Regions from separate parts of the Homo sapiens genome. Here region 2 is linked to region 1. A link is a loop called in an ENCODE intact Hi-C map of the cell type or tissue named here. Cell type or tissue: MCF 10A. All regions are shown on one strand.

Evidence for each region. Hi-C counts contacts between places; a loop is a spot of excess contacts. Peaks named below come from ENCODE experiments on the same cell type or tissue, not always from the same donor. Only the 100,000 strongest peaks of a DNase experiment are listed, where the experiment ranks them.
Region 2: it touches region 1 in a loop (9-fold over the local background); 2 of 110 quality-filtered maps call a loop at or near these places.

The regions. Positions count from the first base shown.
Region 1 is chr19:30,682,067-30,684,566 of GRCh38, forward strand. It overlaps a transcript of ZNF536 not described here. Among named protein-coding and RNA genes, the nearest start is that of ZNF536-AS1, 13 kb to the left of the region's middle. In MCF 10A, a CTCF peak has its summit at 1,075 (motif pointing right); a DNase peak (open chromatin) is centred at 1,065.
Region 2 is chr19:32,372,876-32,375,375 of GRCh38, forward strand. All of the region lies in intron 5 of ZNF507 (zinc finger protein 507), which reads left to right. Among named protein-coding and RNA genes, the nearest start is that of ZNF507, 29 kb to the left of the region's middle. In MCF 10A, no CTCF peak of the experiment used is centred here; a DNase peak (open chromatin) is centred at 1,086.

The DNA of each region.
Region 1 (2,500 bases):
CCTTTATGGCCCAGGAAGGAGAACAACGAGGGAGGGGCTTGCGGACCACCAGGGGCCAAAAAGCTGCATCTTCAAATCTCCAAACCAAGGAGCTCACTGGGTTCTGACCCAGCCAGGCAAGGGGATGAAATCTTAATGGTATCTCTCGAACTCTGCAAGTTTTGGGTTTGCATACAGCCTGTCCTCAGTAACCCCCAAGATGAAGCTGCTGCGTGCTGAGGACTCGAGGCGAGGATGTGTTTCCCCAAGAAAGGAGGAATCTATAAGAGACATGATGAGATGTACCGTTCGAATTGGTTTCTCTCCCAGAATATACATTTGTGCTGGTCGCGCGTGCACACAGCATACAGTGTAATTCACACACACGCACACAAATGCACGACCAGCCGCATCGAGATTCTTGGTAGAGGACCAGCTCTCGGATCAAGCTGGCAGAAGGAGGCAATTCAGATACGACACCCCTTTCTTTGGAAGGGTGCCTTCCCCACCTCCATCCCCAGGGAAAATCTGCCAAATGGGCATAATATTAAGTAACGTTGGCAGGGGGCAGCTCACGGTCCCTCCTGACGCTGCTTCCTGGATCTGCAGAGATGGTGTCGTTGCTTTCCTGCCCTCCCTCTCTGCCTCCCCTCAGCCCGGAGGGGAAATGAGGGATGAAGAACGGGGTGGTGGCACCCTCTCTCCCCCAACACCCTCCATCCAGGCAGCACCTCTGGCCCCGGAGGTGCCCTCTCCCCGGGAGTGGAAAGAATCACCCGTCTCTTTTTGGCACCAGCACCCTCCTGAATGCCATGAGAAGCTGGTGACCTTCACTCTGGTCTCCATGACGACAAGATGGTATATGTTTAATTAGTTCAGGCTTATTTTAGGACCAATTTTCTTTTATTTTAGGGCAATGCGAGCTATGATAACTGTAAGCATGTTTACGAGGCGCGCGAGGCTTAGCTGAAATGTGCCAACAATTCTAGTCAAACAGATGGTGACCCCTGATTCAACTTGCCCTCTCATTCAATTATTCAGCTGTATTTAATTTTCCTCCGAGTGACTCACGCGCCGTGCCTCCGGCTGCCCTCTAGGTGGCGCGAAAGACCACCTTTATGGCTGCGAGGCAGGGTTGAAAGCCGGGTCTCGGGGAATTTTCTCAGCCTGGCCTTGGCTGGAGAAGAGGATAATGAATTTCTGCATTTGAACAATAGTTTCTGCCTAATATCAAATGATGTGAAAGGGTGGAAAAGAATTGGGTCAAATTGTATGTGATTTGACCATGAGCTCTAAGTAATCTCCTTTCTAATAAAGGAATTTGAAAGACCTTCCAGGCTTAATATCCTCCCAAATAATTTGTTTGGAGTTCAAGGAGTGTTATGGTGTTAGAGCTGTTTCTATGATTGCGGATATGTTCTGTTTGCATTTGGAAAACCTCTTCTGTTTAATTTTTAGTAGCTGCCAGCCCACCTCATCTGGGACTAGGAGGATAACCTGAGCGGATTTTTTTTTTTTCTCTTTTTCCCTCTGATGGTTTCTGCCTGCCTTCTACGCTGTCAAGGCTTAGCAGTATTTGAAAACTGGATGTCCCTGTAAAGGGGAATGAAATTGCTCACTAAATATCTTTTCAAAGACATGACCTTTCTAATGCAGGAACCAAAGAAGCGTGTGGCCACACCCATAATAACAACACATTGGATTTCTCAGAACCTTTGGGAAAGGAAACAGCCTACTCAACTATCACCCACTCCACTTCATCCCATTCTGTAACACCTTAGACAGGAGGGGCTGTACCTTAGACATGCTCAACTCACATTTCTTGTCCATCAACATAGCTAGGTTAATCAGAGCAACATGGAATCATACCTTTATTCATCAATCAGTTAAGAATTCATGCCTTTAGTATTGCTTTTTTTGATACATTAAGACAAGCTTGTAACCGATCACTCATATATTTTTCTCCAAGAATATCTCTCTTTAGAAATCTTCTTGGAAAATTATCTATCTTTCCTGTCCTGCATTTGGTCAAACCACAAGTAAAAGAACCAAGATCAACAATGACTCACATGTACACACACACACACATATATACATATATATATTTGAGATGGGGTCTCACTCTGTCACCCAGGCTCGAGTGCAATGGTACAATCTCGGCTTACTGCAACCCCTGCCTCCTGGGCTCAAGTGATCCTCCCACCTCAGCCTCCTGAGTAACTGGGACGACAGATGCATGCCACAATGCCTGGCTAATTTTTTTGTGTTTCTGGTGGAGATGGGGTTTCACTATGTTGCCCAGGCTGGCCTCCAACTCCTGAGCTCAAGTGATCCGCCCGCCTTGGCCTCCCAAAGTGCTGGGATTACAGGTTTGAGCCACCGCGTCTTGGCCTCACAAAAATCTTAATGCATAAACTGCTTCTAAAGACAACACGTCAACTTTCCATGGATTCACGGTCCAGGTTTTGGTAAGGAAGTTCACTTTACCTGAAAACTCTTAGTTCTCATTTTTGCTTAAGGG
Region 2 (2,500 bases), 1.7 Mb after region 1:
TGTGTGTCTTAGTCCCTTCAGGCTGCTATAACAAAGTGCCTTAGACTGGGTAATTTATGAACAACAGAAATGTGTTGCTTACGGTTCTGGAGGCTGGGAAGTCCAAGCTCAAGGTGTCAGCAGCTTTGGTGTCTGATGAGGGCCTGCTCCCTGCTTCATAAATAACACCTTTTTGCAGCATCCTGACATGCTGGAAGGGGCAATAAAGCTCCCCTAAACCTCTTTTATAAGGGCATTAATCGTATTCACAAGGCCTCTGCCCTCATGACCTAGTCACTTTCCAAAGTCCCCACCTCTTAATATTATCCCTTTGGGGATTAAGTTTCCACATAGGAATTTCGGGGGGGGCACATACATTCAGATCATACCACTCACATTCACAAGGTCTCTGCCCTCATGACCTAGTCACCTTCCAAAGGCCCCACCTCTTAATACTATCCCTTTGGAGGTTAAGTTTCCACATAGGAATTTCGGTGGGGGGTGGGTCACGTAAATTCAGATCATACCACACTGTAATTTAAAACTTAGGAACTTTGAGAAATAAAATGTTTTGTCTCTTTGTAAGAGACTTATCGAGTGGTTTGAACAGTGCTTGCCTTCTCATTGTATCCTTTGCAGTCTAGAATGAGCATCTTTCCTATGCCTTTGGCAAGTGGTCAGTTGTCCTTTCTAAGTAATTGTCATCATCATGAAATGTCTCCAAGAGTTCCTTTAACACAAACTTTTTGGCCGCCATAACTTCCTTCAGGAACTACATACCTCGTCATTAAATTCACTTTCACTGAGATCCTCTGGCTGCATATCCCAAGTTTTCTTCAGTGGCAGCAGTGTCAACATTCCTGTGGCCAATTATTTATTTGTTCTAGAATTCATTTACATGTATGTCTAATTTTGCTTCCAGCATTATCACTTTGTGGGTTTTTGCTGCACTTCGATTTTGTTGGCCAGTTCCTCTCTTGTGACTATCCATTTTCGTAACACGTCCTGCAGGTTTAGCATTGGGAGATAAGGATGCAGCATAACTACATGTTTTGCTGTCGGGAAGTGAACTGCATAGCACAATGACCAGTCACCAGCTTTGAAAGGCTTGCTTAGTCACTGGGCATGATGCATCTCTGTTTACATAGTAGACTGAAGAGCTGCCAGTGAAGTTTGTTCTCTGCAGTTACTCACAGTTCGTATTCCCATAGTAGTTAATAACTGAAATTTGAACCATCCTGTCGGGGGACTGATAATGTTTAACTAAGCCATAGTAACTGAAATTCATGCAGCTCGGAACCGTGCAAAGCAAGGAACACACACACACACACACACTCTCTCTCTCTTTCTCTCACTCATTGTTAGGCTTCTTCTTGTGTATTTTATTTTATTCCATTGCTGTTATAAATAGTTTTTTCCTTCTTGCTAGCATTTTGCTAGCATTTTAATATTGTTTCCATATAAGAAAGTTGTTGATCTGGACGGAATGTTAGTTTTGTGGCTTTATTGAGTTATTATTTGTAACAGTTTTTAATTTTCTATTGGATTGTTAAGGTATATCATTATATTATCTGCAAATCATTTTCTCATACTTTCCTTTCTATTTATAGCTTTTCTTTCTTTTTTTTTTTTTTCTTGAGACAGAGTCTTGTGCTGTCACCCAGGCTGAAGTGCAGTGGTGCAGTGGTGTTATCTTAGCTCACTGCAACCTCTGCCTCCCGGGTTCAAGAGATTCTCGTGCCTCAGCCTCCTGAGTAGCTGGGATTACAGGCACCCGCCACCACACATGGCTAATTTTTGTATTTTTGGTAGAGACAGGGTTTTACCATGTTGGCCAGACTGGTCCCAAACTCATGACCTCAGGTGATCCACCCACCTCAGCCTCCCAAAGTGCTAGGATTACAGGCATGAGCCACCACACTCGGCCTATACCTCTTCTTTCTTTCTCTTGTCTGATTGTCCTAGCTGGTACCTCCACAACACTGCATAGCAGTGGGGATAGTAAATGTCCTTGTTCTGTTCTTGAACTTAATGGAAATGCTTCTGGTGTTTCCTAATTAAGCTTGATACTAGTTTTGGAGTTGAGAAAGTTATATTTTTATGATATTGAAGAATTATCCATCTACTTTATTTTGTAGAGAAGTTTTATTAGGAATGTATATTGGGTTAGGTGCTATTGGTTTAAGTGCCTCCTGAGTATGGCAGTAGGAAATACACAGCTATACCCATGGAGTATATTTGTAAAAAAAAAAAAAATTAAATATGACCTTGAATCTAATGAAACATGTAGCTCATTGGTTCCCAACTAAGGGCTTTTGCCCCCTCAGAGGACATTTGCCGATGTCTGGAGACATTACTGCGTTTGTCACAACTGAGGGAGAAAGCACTACTGGCATTTAGTGAGTAGAGGCTAGGGATGCTGCTGGACAACCTGCAGTGCCCCAGACAGCCGCCACAGTGAAGAATTATCTAGCCCCAAATGTCAGGAATGCAGAGGCCAAGAAACTCTTCTAGATCTCAC